Regions from separate parts of the Homo sapiens genome. Here region 2 is linked to region 1. Evidence: chromatin loops called from intact Hi-C (ENCODE). Cell type or tissue: Caco-2. All regions are shown on one strand.

Evidence for each region. Peaks named below come from ENCODE experiments on the same cell type or tissue, not always from the same donor. Only the 100,000 strongest peaks of a DNase experiment are listed, where the experiment ranks them.
Region 2: a loop joins it to region 1, with 4 times the contacts of the local background. A loop is called at or near these places in 3 of 110 quality-filtered maps.

The regions. Positions count from the first base shown.
Region 1 is chrX:115,404,813-115,412,812 of GRCh38, forward strand. No RefSeq gene overlaps it. Among named protein-coding and RNA genes, the nearest start is that of LUZP4, 120 kb to the left of the region's middle. In Caco-2, no CTCF peak of the experiment used is centred here; no DNase peak of the experiment used is centred here.
Region 2 is chrX:115,341,170-115,349,169 of GRCh38, forward strand. LOC107985681 (a long non-coding RNA gene) reads left to right here and starts at 2,339. Exons shown (of 3, transcript XR_001755944.2): 1 at 2,339-5,176. RefSeq lists an enhancer at 3,898-4,397. In Caco-2, no CTCF peak of the experiment used is centred here; DNase peaks (open chromatin) are centred at 3,832 and 4,342.

The DNA of each region.
Region 1 (8,000 bases):
ACATGTATACATATATGTGTATACATATACATATATACATATGTGTATATATATGTGTGTATACATATACATACATATGTATATGTATACACATATATACATATATACGTATATACGTATATACGTATACATATATACGTATATACGTATATACGTATACGTATATACGTATATACATATATAAATATATACATATATACACACATATATACATATATACGTTTATATAATATATATGTATATATTATACATATGTATGTATACATATACGTGTATATGTATACACGTATACATATATGTATATATAATACGTACATATATATGTATAATGGCTCTTATTGGTATTGAATACATCTTTGTACTTCTCCAATAAGTTGCAGAGACACACATAGTAGACATTCAGCAAATCTTTGTTGAATTAAATATAAACTTGCAATATGAACATAACTTTACACACACACACACACACACACACACACACATTTAACCACTGACTACTGTATTTTTTGGAATGAAGTTGGGCAGAATGCAAGCAAACAAATTGATAACATATGCCTTCAAATGACATCTTCTTTAATTGATTTGGAAAATCAAATTATTCACATGACAATGGGATATTTCCTTCTGCTTATTTTTAGATTGAGCATTCTTTCATTTCAATATTTATATTTATTTAATGTCTCCACTATGAAGTCATAGTGCTATGAACGGGGCTATATTAAGATGAATGAAAGTTTGAGCTGGGAATGTTATGATCAGAGCTAAAATATGGAGGCTATCGAAGACCTAGGTGAATGTGGTGAGATCCTGAACTAAGCTGAGGGCAGGGCAAATGGAAAGGGGAAGCAAGTCTGTACTATTTGGCCCAGACTCTGAGAACAGGCACATAAATATTACTTAAAGATCTGCCATTCAAGCTCATACTAGACACCAGAATCTTATTGAATATTACATGCCCCAAAATGATGCAGATAAAGAGGGAGATAGAGCTGACAGTGTGTTTAAAGATGATGTTTCGATGAAAGATAAATGCATATTCAGAATTCTAAAAAAAAAAATCCCATGAGATAAACAGCTGAGAAGAGCTCATTAGAAAGAACGATCCTTACACAGGAAGAAAGCCTCTTTCTCTCTGCTCATAGAGCACTCTGTTCATGCCTATTATAGCCTTAATTAGATTAGATTGTAATATGTTATTTACATTTCTCCCATAACTTTGAGTACAGGAATCACATATTATCCATCTTTGTGTCCACCTAGCACTATGCCTGACACATAGTAGACACTACTCAGTAAGTGATTGCTGATTGTCATCCTTCTTGACTTGTCTGCAACATTTATAATTATTGACATTGGCCTTCTTGAAACATGCTTACTCTTTGCTTTCATGACACTGGATTCTCTTGGCTCTTCTATCTTCTCCCTAGTAAGTCATTTTCAGTTTTCTTTGCTAAGTCTTCTTTCCCGCAACTACCTTTACAAGTATTGGTATTCTTCAAGGTACTGTCCTTCCCCCTCTTCTTTTCATTTATATTAAATACCAAAAAAATTGTTAAAACTTTATCTCCATAAATATATTACTCCTTTTACATTCTTTCTACTCTTGCCTTCTGAAACTTCACTTAGATATATTTGAGACTTTTCTTAATGCAATCCTCAATGTCTTTTAGCCTCTTTCAGAATTTTATTTCATAGCTTTGTGCTTCTTACTGGGAAATACCATTTGACCTATTTTCCAACTCACGAATTGTCTTCAGCTCTCTGTTTAACCCATCCAAGGAGATTTTATTTTGTACTTAAATTATATTTTCCACTTCTCACATCCATTTTGGTCTCTTTTTTAAAAAAATCTTCCTGCTCAGTTTTCACAGTTTCTTATTTTGTAATCATCTTTAAATTCCCTTTTATTTATTTTAGCATATTGAACATCCTTATTTTCTATTCAATATTGGATCATTCTTATCTTTCTGAGCCTTTGTGGCTCTGTTTCTGCAGACTGTCATTCAAAACGGTTTGTTTCTTTGTAGATTTCATGATTTTGTTTCATTGTGAGCTCATGTTCTTTGGAATTTTATCTGTGGGAATTCTTTGAGGCCACTTAACCATTCTTCTAGCAGAAATTTTAATTTGCTACTACGGTGTGCCTAGGGGTGCTATTAACCAAGGACCACCATAAACTAACTTTTCTGAATGATGGTTTCGAAGACACAGGAATAGAATTCTGCTCCTAAAACTGCTTGAGTGTGAGTATGTGGTTGGGAATTCTCAGAGGAAATAATTTTTCCCCACACTCTTCTGCCTCATCCCTGGACAGATAAGTATCTTTTATGTAGAGATAGGGTATTTTCTAGGCCACTCACTGAGGTAGTCACTGTTAGAGGATTTTAGCTTTATGATAGACTCTCCAATCGGCTTGACTGCCTTGCGTGGGTGCCAGGCTTTACAGCCTGTTTTGGTCCTGCCACACAGTCCTTTAATACTGACTCTAGGCCACCAGGGATAAGCAGATACTTCCAAGACAAACCTTGGCTGGATTACCTTTAGAAAACCAGGCTTTATTGTCTGGCCTCTGATTGTTTTCCTTACTTATCTTCAGCTCAGCTCCACTTTAAAAACATTTTAAATATTCTATCCAGCTTTTCAGGCACTCTTTTTTTGGAAGGGTTTCCCTACACACCTATCCTATTGCCTGAAGCAGAAAATGTTCTCTTATTTAATACTATTTTCCCTGGCTAGTTTCATCCTCTTTCGACTATATTTTCTCTCTGGATGAGTCTCAAATCTACATTCTGGCCTTTTTCTTGAGGTTCAGACATGACTAACTCTCCCTGTCCCAAGTTTACTCTTTGTCCTATGCCTAATTTCTCAGTAAGGGGCACAATAATCTGCCTTATCAATCAGGCTAGAAATGTTAACATCCACTTCAGATCATTTCTGTCTCTCATACTCAGTTACCAGTTCCTGTAATTACCTACTGTGAAATTGTCTCAGGTTATCCCTTCTTTTTCATTCCCTGTGGAAACACCTTCATTCAGGCTCTTGCCCATCCCTCATCTAGACAATATCCCTAGTCACACAACTGATAGTTGACCTCTGACCTTTTCATGATTGAAGCTGCCACTGAAATTCTCCTTCGAAATCACGGATCTGATCATATCACTTGCCTGCACAAAAACCATGATTGACTTTCCATTGCCTATTAAAGAAGGAATAAAATCCTGATGTCTTTGCTTAGTGTTCAAGGTACACAGCAATGGGGTAGCGATCTTTACAGCCTTTTCATTGCGACTCCTTATTCTGTGATACATGCAATGCTCCAGTTATACTATACTTGTCACTCTGTGATTTAGCTCCTTTACCTGAAATACCCTTTCCCTCATCTCCATCTACCAAAATCCCACTTGTCATTTAAGGCTCAGTTCAATTTTTACTCCCTCCATGAGGCCTTCCCAGATATTAAATACACCTTCATCTGCACTCCCATAGCAGTTTGCCTATATCTTTTGTGGCACGTACCATATTGTTCCTTTTATTAGAGATCATTTAGATATTTCTTTTTCCTACCAGATTCTGAATCTTTGAAGGCATGAGAGGATGGCAGTTGCATATGGTGGCTCTGGGATCAAAAAGATCAGGCTCAAACCTTGATCCCATCACTAGCTGTGTGACTTTGGGCTTAACCTCTCTGAATTTCAGTTTCCTGATTTACAAAAGGCAGTATAGTAGCGTTGTAAAGTTTAAATTACCTAATTCATGTAAAGACTTTAGCGCAGTGCTTGGCACAGAGTAACTGTTCAATACGTATTCACTATTATTATTAAAGATAAGTGGTACAGCTTGTTCATCTTTCTGTCTTCAGCAGTTCCTCGAGCTTCATCTCTTCCTGCACCCCTCTTCTCCTTCCAGGGCTTAGCCCAGAACCTTGCACAGACTAAGTAATTGCTAAATTCTTCTGGAGCAAATGCTGAAAACATCAGACAGTTTTTATATAAAACATTTAATTCAGTCTGAGTAGGAACAGTTCATGTTTGTATGAGACACCAACAAACGAATGCTTATGGGATGTCCCTGCAAGATATATCAATGGAACATCCTGTCTGAGCACCAAAGAGCAGCCCCTTTCAGTATTGTCTGAACAAGCTGGCCTTACTAGGAGTGGTGAAAGAGAAGGGGGAGGTTTCATATCCTAAGGAAGTGTTTGGAACTTAATGAGAAGTGTAGGCTGAGAAAATGACCCTGCTCTTTGAAAATCAAATGCAGCTACTGAATGTGAGGCTTACACACAGCCAAGGCCATGTATGAGCAACAGGGGCCAGAGTTTTGCAAAATCTTTTTCCTGGCCTGTGGTGAATTTTGAATCAAACCCACTCAGCATTTTGCTCTCTATAGACACAGCACATTTTTTCTCTAAATCCTCACTCTCAGCATGCTTACTAGCCAACATTCCTGATAAAAACCAATGAAACCAAATGAATTATTTCGGGTGAGATATGAAGTTGGTCTTCCCCCCATGTCTTGCTCCAGTACCACAACTGTTTATGCTACACTTTACATTCCTTGAAACTACCAATATTCCAAAGTTATCTTCCTCAGATTCCATAGTTTTTTCTGTTCTAGAAAAACAAAAACACCACATTTTATGACATACCTGTTCTAATGTTATCAGTAAGATTCTCATAAAGGTGAAAGGTTTTCAAGTCCAAATTTTGTTTTTTTAACTCTTCCTGAATTATATCTTGCATAGCTGCAAATCCATCAAAATGCTCAAACGATTCTATATATGTTTCCAAGTTTACTTATGAATTTGAGAACAGTTTAGACTTTTGCTGCTTTAAGCTAACTATTTTAGGAATGTGGAGCTTTATCATTCAGAGATGATAAAAATGGAATTTTCCTTTAGCCTCACAGCACACACAACTCAATGGTATTTCTGAAATCTGATTGTTTCCCCTTGGGTAAAGAGTATGGAACAGCTCTATTACATGATATACTCCAGGTGACCCTCCACACCACACTCTCCCTGACAAGAAATTCAATTAAAAGGCTTTGTTTTTGAAACCAAAGATTATATACATGGCTGCCTGGCTGATCTTTATTTGTACATGTAACTCTTGATTCCTAACCTGTCCCTTCCATTGGAAAAATCAGTGGCCCAGGATATATATAGTAAATGTCATTCAGTTCTATCTCCTAAATAGTTTTTCTTTGATAGTATCTGCTCTCTCTTCCTCAATATTGATCTCGCCCTCAGTTAGCTGTCAATTAATCACTGACAAGGTCTTGGCTGATAAGGCTTAAGCCATGAGTTTCTAAGAGTTGTGTGTGCATGCATTGTGTGTGTGTCTGTGTGTGTGTGTGTGAGAGAGAGAGAGAGAGAGGAAAATAAGGAGAGGAGAGTCAAGAGTCAGAAGAAAGGAAGGGAGAACCCAGAAAGTAGAAAATAGTGAGGCATGACAGAAGCAACCAGCATGAAGACCTAGAAAGTGAAGCCAGGGTATTGTTTTCTGGCTAGGAATTCCTAGCCTAAGGCGTTACCAATCTGAGTTAATGAAAATCTTCTTTAATACCCAACCAGTTTTATTACTTGAAAGTTTTCATGGCAGAACTTTAGGCACCTTGGCAATTCCGGGGGAAGATAGTTTGGAGATGGCCTTATAATTCAGAGTGATCTTCTCAGTGGTGTAATCTGTGTGGTGCAAAGCAGAATCCCTGACTCCGGTCACTACTCAGACCTTATTGAATCTGCGAGGCGAAGAGTGGGAAACTGTTTCTTGTCATACTTTATGGCCCAGACAAGGCAATATGAGTTTATTTTGCTTCAGGGGTTGAAGTTTTTGGAGCCCTCCTTTTCCTATTTCAGTTCCACTAACTCTAATGCTATTGAAGAGGTAGAAGGTGAGGCACATACAAATCTAGTTTGACACCCACAAGTAAGCTACCTAGTGTCAATTGAAGAATGATGAAGTTCACAAATTTGGAAAAGAGAGCTTTATTTCTCATAAAGGGTTGTAGCCTGCAGGGTGGCCATTCTGACAGGCTGGGAAGCAGAGCCTCCTGCCAGAAGCTAGAAACAGATGCTTTAAGGGAGGAGCAAAAGGAACAGGAATTTATGCTGAGCAGGGTGGCTGAATATACATATTCAATAAGCTATAGGAGGAGTCATGAATATTTATGAAAGGAGAACTGCACATATATAACTGAGCTTCATGCCCCTTCATGGGTCCTGTGTACAAAAAAATGGTGGTGTTAGCATGATCTGAGGGTAGAGTTTTTGGCTTTCTGACATCAAAAGGTGAAGTGGGAGACATGAAAACCCTTGCTGCACATCCTTCATAGACTGGTCAGACCACTCCGTGGTCAGTGCTCTCTTACGCAAAAAAAGGAGGGTCAGCATCAGGAGGTTGGTTCATATCAGTGGTACAGTCTTTTGAAAAGGCTGGTTACCGTTAAACCCTTAGGGAAGAAAGTCTAATTGTGGTTAGGGAGGGAGGGAGGGAGGGAGAATAATGAGGCATATCTGACTCCCCATTCCGTCATGGCTAAGAATTCACTTTCTTTCTCTCTCTCGCTCTCTCTCTCTCCCTTTTCTCTTTATTTTATCTCTCTTTCTTCTTTCTGTTTTCTTTTTTCTTCTTTCTTTCTCTCTCTCTTTCTTTCTTTTTCTTCCTTTCTTTCTTTCTTTTTCTTCCTTTCTTCTTTTTTGTTGAGTCAGTATCTTGCTCCCAGACTGGAGTGCAGTGGTGCAATAATGGCTTGCTGCAGCCTCAACCTCCTGGGCTCAAACAATCCTCCTCCCTCAGCCTCCCAAAGTGCTAGGATTACAGATGAGAGCCACTGTGCTTATCCAGCATTAGAACTCACTTTTCAAGGTTACTCTGGAATCCTATTGGCTGAGAGATGGCCAATTCAGTCAGTTTGGGTACTTAGAATTTTAGTTTACACTAGGAATAATTGGCCATACAAGCTCCTCCAGAAAAGCAGCCAGATCTTTTATATTGTGCTTGTATGAGGCCTGACCTCATTTCCAAGTCTCCCCTGGAGGAACCCTTGTGAGGTAGGTGAGTCTTTTGGTTGCTCCCCTGTTGTCTTCCTCTGGGATTTCCCAACCCCAGCTGCTTACTTCATTCCCTCAGGGCCTTGGTTTCATTCAGTCTACTATAAAAGCACCTTTACTTCAGGTATCAGGCCTGCCCATGATAAGGCTTTGTTATTATAATGTTCATCCTCATGTAGTTTTTCATTTTGCAGGACAGACACAAATATACGGCAAGGTGGGCCTTTCCAAACAGCTTAATCAGGACCTCTTGAAGACAGAAAATCTTTCAAAAATGTAAGTGTTTATTTTCTGCTCCTGCCTGCTGTTTCTATTATGTCTCCACAGGAATATTGTTGATCTTCAATGGTGTATTTTGGTGAATGTAATATGTGATGGGGAGGGGGAGCAGAGCCTCCCTTAAAATCCTTCAGTCAAGCAACCTAGACATTATCTAGGCAGTGAATAATTGTTCCATCTCTTCGGAAGCCCAGCCACATCCACAATTAAGAAAAGGAAAGCATCATGCTTGCCTTAGTTCACACTACTATAACAAAATGCCATAAACTGGATGGCTTACACACAAAAGAAATGTATTTCTCATATTTCTGGAGTCTGGGGAGTCCAAGATCAAAGAATTGATAGATGTGGTGTCTGGAGAGGGCCTGCCCTCTGGTTTGTAGATGGCACCTTCTCGCTGTGTCCTCACGTGCTGAAGGACGAAAGGCAGTTCTCTGGGGTTGTCTTTTATAAGTGCACTAATCCCATTCATGAGGGCTCTCTTCTCATGACCTAATAATCTCCCAAAGGCTCCATCTCCTAACACCATCACATTGGTGATTGGGCTTCAACATATGACTGTGGTGGGGATACGTATAGTCAGACCGTAGCAGTGCTATAGCACTGGTTCTCACCTTGCCTGTATGTTATAACCATTGGAGATACTTTAAAAACACTGATGGGTCTT
Region 2 (8,000 bases), 64 kb before region 1:
AGAAGGGAGTGGTGAATAATGTGTGATTAGGGTAGAAATGGCTTAGAAAAGGAATTAGTAATGTGGCCCAGTCCAGCAAAAGTCAAAGAACTATTGCATATCCAGCACCGAGACACTTCCAACTCCCCCTTATAAAGCTGTCGCTTTCTCACAAGACCCAACTAGTCCTTTGATCTTTGTGTACTTCTCAAGTTGAGGCAGGAATCGAGTTAAAAAATAAAAAAGGATCCCTTTTTGCTTAGAGGGAATAGGACTTTGTAGGCATTATAGAGACATTAGTGGCACTTGGGAGCTCTTCCCAAAGGGACTAGGGTCAGCCCCATCCTGACTAGGGCACCTGAAGAAAACAAGGGAAACTTTAACTTTTAAAAGAGAATTTGCAGAGTCAAAAGATTTTTGATGCATCATTGTGGAAAATTTCAGGGCTTTGTTCAGTGTTTTGTTGACTTTTTTCCTAAAATCAACATTGTCGTCAGAGAAAGTAGCAAATATGGTTACTATATGTCTGTTTACATTATCTTCTGCATTCCCAGAGAGAGGATGTTCTGACTTCTGATAACTGGGCAGAAGTCTGACAAAAAATATTTAGGTGGTAGAGGTTGTTCCATTAGGAAGATGAAAAGACCTCTTAGTTCCATTATTCTGATTTTTTTTTTTTTTTTTTTTTGAGACAGGTTCTCACTCTGTCACTTGGGCTAGGGTGCAGTAGGGGGACCTCAGCTCACTGCAACCTCCACCTCCCGAGCTCAATCGATCCTCCCACTTCAGCCTCGCAAGTAGCTAGGACTACAGGTGTGTGCCACCACGACCAGTTAATTTTTGTATTTTTTTTGTAGAGACAAGGTTTCACTATGTTGCCCAGGCTGATCTCGAACTCCTGGGCTCAAGCGATCCACCAGCTTCAGTCTCGCAAAGTGCTGGGATTACAGGTGTGAGCCACTGCACCTGGTCTATTCTGACTTCATGTCATTTAATTATACCACAATATAAAATCTAGACAGTATGTTGTTTCTCTAAATGGACTTCCTGACCAAGGAGATGGGGCCTGTGCAGAAAACAGGGTGTTCAGGCTTAGATTTTGGTGCAGTTCAGATTAGGAATAGTATAAGCCATTCTGAGGCTCAATCATCCATGGGTAAGTGGACTCTCAAGGTTTTGGGCCTACAGAGCTGAGAGAGAGAACACTTTACCTTCGAGAACCAATTTCTTTGTCTTCTCTCGCCCTACGTGGACAAAGTGTGACCATCCATGAAGACTCTGTCCAGATATGCCTTGCTCTATTTTACACCATTGCCAACAGGTTTCCACCACAGCCCAGCAAGCTTTGCTTTTTTACTTTGCACCCCAGATTGGTTTTTAAAATTGACTCTTGGCCTTTTGCAGTGGCTCATGCCTGTAATCCCAGCACTTTGGGAGGTCGAAGTGGGAGGATCGCTTGAGCTCAGGAGTTCAAGACCAGCCTGGGCAACATGGCGAAACTCCATCTCTACTGAAATTTAAAAATAAATTTAAAAAATAAAATAAAATAGACTCTTGGAGAACACTTCCTGGCACAATAGTCTGTTCCATATTCTGTTGCACCCAATAATTAACTCTTAATAATTGTAGTACAATGGGCTGCTATTTATAGTGACTATTAAAATATCCTTCACTGCCTTTTGCTGTTAAAATGCCTAGAACCCACTTTATAATATTTTAACATGCTTAAACAGTAATATAAAATGGCATCTGCGTATGTTTTTCCTTCTTGAAAATTAATAAAAGAGTGGTTCGCTAATGACTGTGTCTGTACAGAGCAAGACAAGGCTTCCAAAAGGGGCTAACCATCTGTGTATCTACCTTCTCAGTTCTGGTGAAGAATTCTGAGATGACGGGATGAGGACAAGAGAGTTGAGAAGAGCCTGAGAAGGGTGAAATTAATTAGATATCAGGAAATCTCTGGAAGCTCCTTTGAAACCATGCTAGAAATCAATGATATTTGCTATGGGCCAGCCACTGCATCAAAGAGAAAAGAGAGAGTTAGTGTGGACTTTGCAGAAGCACAGCCACATGAAGGGTATTCCACGCAGGGATTTACATGTGCAATTCTGTAAATTTGGGCAAAAAGTCAAGTGACGATGCTATGGAGATAAGTGCTCCAGTGACACATTAAATCACTCTCTGAGAATCTGTTGATTCGGATCTAGTTTCTTTTCGTATTCCAGAATAAAGCTAGAGCAATGCTGTCCTCTTCAATCTCAATATATGTATTGCTTGAAAAACAAGGGAGAATATGAGACCTTTTGCATGTTCACACAGCAAGTACAAGAGAAAGGGGGCAACGTGGATTTTTTCTAAATCATGTTTCCCAGCTGAGGAACAGGCTGGAGCATGAGAGGAGTACAGAGCCATTACAACCGTTTAGATGGGCTTCTCGTTTCAACAGGGTCACACTATCTTCTCCGGAAAGCCCACTTTCCATGCCAAGCAACAGGAGAGGTTTTGAAGGCCAGGGATTTGTTTCTCTTCCTTGTTACCCTTCCCACCCAGGTTGTCACACCATACAAGAGGAATAAAGAATACACTGAGAAATACTGAATAGACCAAAAGTCTGACAAATAACCAAGCATTTTCATAAAAAGAAAGAGTTTGGTAATTGTCAATTTACTCTGGTTTTGCTTCCAGTTGGTTCCCTTTTCAGCTGATTAGCGCAAGTGACTATTGAGAGCATGGAAGCATCTCAGGGTTGAAGAGACAGGAGTCCCATTTTCCACTTCCTGCCCTCTTGGGTAACTCTGCTTCCTCCTGAGCAAAGAGTTAATGAAGACATTGTTGCTTTTTTTTTTTTTTTTTTTGCAAATAAGGAAAGGCAGACACTGAATGTTTATTATTCAGTATGAACATAGAGGCAAAACTAGGAGAAAAAACAGATATGAGGTTTCCAGAACTATGGAATTTTAGGCATATTATATTATCAGTTATCATTTATTGAGTACTTACTATGGACCAGCCACTGCATTAAGCATTTTACATAGTCTATTACATAGTTTAATTTTAAATTTTTATTTATTTACTTATTAGAGTCCCACTCTCACCCAGGCTGGAGTGCAGTGGCATGAAATAATAGCTCACTGCAACCTCAAACTCCTGGGCTCAGGTAATCCCCCTGCCTCAGTCTCCCAAGCAGCTGGGAATATAGGTGTGTGCCACCACACCTGGCTAAAGTTTATTACATAGTTTATTAGTCTTGACAACAGCCCTATGACATAGGTACAATTATTATCCCCATTTTACAGATGAAGAAACTGAGGCTTACAGAGGTTAGGTAACTTTAACCAAGCCTAAACAGCTAGTAAGTGGTGGAAGTGATTCAAATCTAAGACTGTGTTACTAAAAGAGCTGTGTTCTCAATCACTCTGCCACACGGTACAAGAGAGGTGTTAGCTAGAATGCCTTCAGGGGCATAATAATAATTATAGTTAATGCTGTTGTGGAAGGCTTATTATATGGTAGACCCTATTCTAAACACTCACCTATGTCAACTTTAGGCTCTGCATCTCACACTCTATAAAGAAGGTGCTATTATTGGGCGCATTTTACAGTAAGGAAAGTGAGGCACAGAGAGGTCTTAAGTTCACGGAACTAATGAATGGTGGAGCAGGGCTACAAATTCAGGCACTCTGACTCCAAAGATCATCCTCTTAGCTGCTAAGCTATGTTAAGGTAAAATGTTCGTTTCTGTGTGAGGAAGCCCAGTCCACTTCGAGAGTCAGCTTTCTTTGTTAGAAAGTTGTGCCTGCAGCTCTAATAGACTTCTCAGAAGCAAACAGAAGGGTTCAAGAGTCCAGCTGACAGCAGAGGCTCTTGCTCAATCCTTTCCCAGAATGCTTGTCTCCATTACCCTTTAACCTGCATCTTTGAACAAATTGATATATGGGGAGTTCAGCAATGGCAGATCTCAGCTGTGCCTTTAATGTTTGATATGTCTGCTAGCACACCATGTTTTTCATTGGATCTAAAGGAGATCTAATGAGAGATCATTTCCTAGTAACACATTGTCTGCTTTCAACATCACTAGGAAAGCACTTTGCTGCAAACAATCCCTATGTTGGTTTAATTGCCTTTGAAAAGGGGCACAAGAGGGAGCATCAACTCTTCAGAGTTTGGGTCTGATTTCCTGAGGTGTTCCATTTCAGAAGAGGCCCCTGACAACAGGCAGAGAATAAAAACAAGTGTGGTCTAGGGCAGACAGTGTTTTTCAAACAGTTGGCCAAATCTCTCCTGGCAGCCGGGAAGCAGCTGAATCATCAAACACTAGGCCTCTAACGAGATGGAGGCTGGGCTGTATTGAAGTGCATTCCAGACTGACTGTGAAACCCAGAGCTGCTGCTGCTTTCCCAATGCTGGCTCCCTTCCAAGGGGCTGGCCCAGCTGAGCTGCTTGTCAAAGCTTCATTTTGTCTCTTCTCTCTCTTTTTTTCCTCCTCTTTGTGATTTCCCATGTAGCATTTGCCTGCCCTTGGATAGAATATTTGGATGAATTTTGGGGTCACCTCAGGTACAGCCTCTGCTCTGCAAGCTAAAGTTCATGAACTGTGTTTACCTGTTGGAAAGTCAGAATGGCAGAGGGGAAAGGCACTAAGCTAGAGCACTCGGGGAATGGACAAGTGGACAGACATTCTTTTCTGAGAGGCAGGAATGACCTAGACATTCCGAAATTGAAAGCCAGATGTTGGGATAAAACTCTAGACTCAATTTGAATCGTAGGAGTGTTGACAACCTTGATGAAATCCTATGACTAAAACTTTCTAGAGTAGAGGGGAATTAATGGGGCCTAAGTAGGGTAACCCACCTTGAAAATAACCAGATCCCTCTATTTATATCAGAAACAAATGTTTGGACTCTTTAAGTGCCATGGTCTGAATGTTTGTGTCTCCCCCAAAATTCATATATTGAAACCTAATCCCCAACGTGGTGGTAATTGAAGGCAGAGCCTTTAGGTGGTAATTAGGTCATGAGGGCAGAGCCCTCATGAATGGGATTAGTGCCCTTATAAAAGAGGGCAGAGGGAGCTTGTTTGGCCCTTCAGCCATGTGAAGACGCAGCAAGAAAGTGCCATCCATGAAGCAGAGAGTGAGACCCCATCAGACACTGAGTCTGCTGATGCCTTGATCTGGGACTTCCCAGCCTTCAGAACTGTAAGCAATAATCTTCTCTTGTTTATAAATTACCCAGGGTAATGTATTTTGTTATAGCAGTCTATTAAACATGAAGAATAAACAATATTTTCTGTGCCTTTTATGATGACTACCTGTGGCATGTACCATCCGCATGCCTTTTTTTTTTTTTTTTTTTTTAATTTATTTTTTTATTGATAATTCTTGGGTGTTTCTCACAGAGGGGGATTTGGCAGGGTCATGGGACAATAGTGGAGGGAAGGTCAGCAGATAAACAAGTGAACAAAGGTCTCTGGTTTTCCTAGGCAGAGGACCCTGCGGCCTTCCGCAGTGTTTGTGTCCCTGATTACTTGAGATTAGGGATTGGTGATGACTCTTAACGAGCATGCTGCCTTCAAGCATCTGTTTAACAAAGCACATCTTGCACCGCCCTTAATCCATTTAACCCTGAGTGGACACAGCACATGTTTCAGAGAGCACAGGGTTGGGGGTAAGGTCACAGATCAACAGGATCCCAAGGCAGAGGAATTTTTCTTAGTGCAGAACAAAATGAAAAGTCTCCCATGTCTTCTACTTTCTACACAGACACGGCAACCATCCGATTGCTCAATCTTTTCCCCACCTTTCCCGCCTTTCTAATCCACAAAGCCGCCATTGTCATCCTGGCCCGTTCTCAATGAGCTGTTGGGTACACCTCCCAGACGGGGTGGTGGCCGGGCAGAGGGGCTCCTCACTTCCCAGTAGGGGCGGCCGGGCAGAGGCGCCCCTCACCTCCCGGACTGGGCGGCTGGCCGGGCAGGGGGGCTGACCCCCCCCCACCTCCCTCCCGGACGGAGCGGCTGGCCGGGCAGAGGGGCTCCTCACTTCCCAGTAGGGGCAGCCGGGCAGAGGCGCCCCTCACCTCCCGGACGGGGCGGCTGGCCAGGCAGGGGGGCTGACCCCCCCCCCCCCCACCTCCCTCCCGGACGGGGCGGCTGGCCGGGCGGGGGGCCGACCCCCCCACCTCCCTCCCGGACGGGGCGGCTGGCCGGGCAGAGGGGCTCCTCACTTCCCAGTAGGGGCGGCCGGGCAGAGGCGCCCCTCACCTCCCAGACGGGGCGGCTGGCCGGGCGGGGGGCTGACCCCCCCACCTCCCTCCCGGACGGCACGGCTGGCCAGGCGGGGGGCTGACCCCCCCACCTCCCTCCCAGACGGCACGGCTGGCCAGGCGGGGGGCTGACCCCCCCACCTCCCTCCCGGACGGGGCGGCTGGCCGGGCGGGGGGCTGACCCCCCCACCTCCCTCCCGGACGGCACGGCTGGCCAGGCAGGGGGCTGACCCCCCCACCTCCCTCCCGGATGGGGCGGCTGGCCTGGCGGGGGCTGACCCCCCCCCACCTCCCTCCCGGACGGGGTGGCTGCCGGGCGGAGACGCTCCTCACTTCCCAGATGGGGTGGCTGCTGGGCGGAGAGGCTCCTCACTTCTCAGACGGGGCAGCTGCCGGGCGGAGGGGCTCCTCACTTCTCAGACGGGGCGGTTGCCAGGCAGAGGGTCTCCTCACTTCTCAGACGGGGCGGCCGGGCAGAGACGCTCCTCACCTCCCAGACGGGGTCTCGGCCGGGCAGAGGCGCTCCTTACATCCCAGATGGGGCGGCGGGGCAGAGGCGCTCCCCACATCTCAGACGATGGGCGGCCGGGCAGAGACGCTCCTCACTTCCTAGATGTGATGGTGGCTGGGAAGAGGCGCTCCTCACTTCCTAGATGGGATGGCGGCCGGGCGGAGACGCTCCTCACTTTCCAGACTGGGCAGCCAGGCAGAGGGGCTCCTCACATCCCAGACGATGGGCGGCCAGGCAGAGACACTCCTCACTTCCCAGACGGGGTGGCGGCCGGGCAGAGGCTGCAATCTCGGCACTTTGGGAGGCCAAGGCATGCGGCTGCTCCTTGCCCTCGGGCCCCGCGGGGCCCGTCCGCTCCTCCAGCCGCTGCCTCCCGGGCGGCGCTCGCCGGCGCCGCCTAACTTTAAATGAGCACAAAAATATCTATTGTTTTCCATCTCTGCTGATATGTAGATGACTATTGTTTAATTACATTTGCCCCTAATAAGGAAGGGGAAAGATCCAATGTCTTCCTGACTGACAGTGCCATGTTGGCCATTGATCTCAACTTGGAGCTGACCTCAACCTGCTCAGATAGGTTTTTCACCTAAATAAATATTGTGGAAGAGAGAAGCCTCCTTCTTCACTGTTAATAGTAAACTGCAAAAGCATGGAGGTAGGGGGAGGGAGGCTGTGTCTTGGAAAGAACCTTGAAGTTCCACAGTACTATAATCCATTGTCTGGACTCTGATGGGAAAAAGAAAAAAACTGGATTCCCTTCCCATCAGTCTTTGCCAACAGCATTCCTTTTTCAGTTTGTTTTCCCTGACCCCACCCATACTACTACTACTAATAATAACGTGTGTTTTTATAATCTCTAAAGAAGTTTCGCATACATTTATATTTGATCTATACAACTTTGGGAGGATGAAAAGAAGAGACTTGTCCCTTTTTGCAGATGAGAAAACTGAGGTCCAGAGAAATTAATTGATTTGCCCAAAGTCACACAGGAAATTAGTTGTGGAGCCAGATCTATTAGGTCATCAGTTTCCAGGGTCGTTACTTCTTTTACACACCAAACTGTGGAGTGCTGGTTCTCAAATATTCAGTTGCATCATAATCACCTGGGAAGCATTTCACAAATGCATACTTATGGACTCTACCCTCAGAGATACCACGGGTCTAGAATAGGTATCTAGAGTCTGCATTTTTAACAACGTTCCCAAGTGCTTCTAATAAACGTGGTCTCTGGGCCATACCTCGATTGG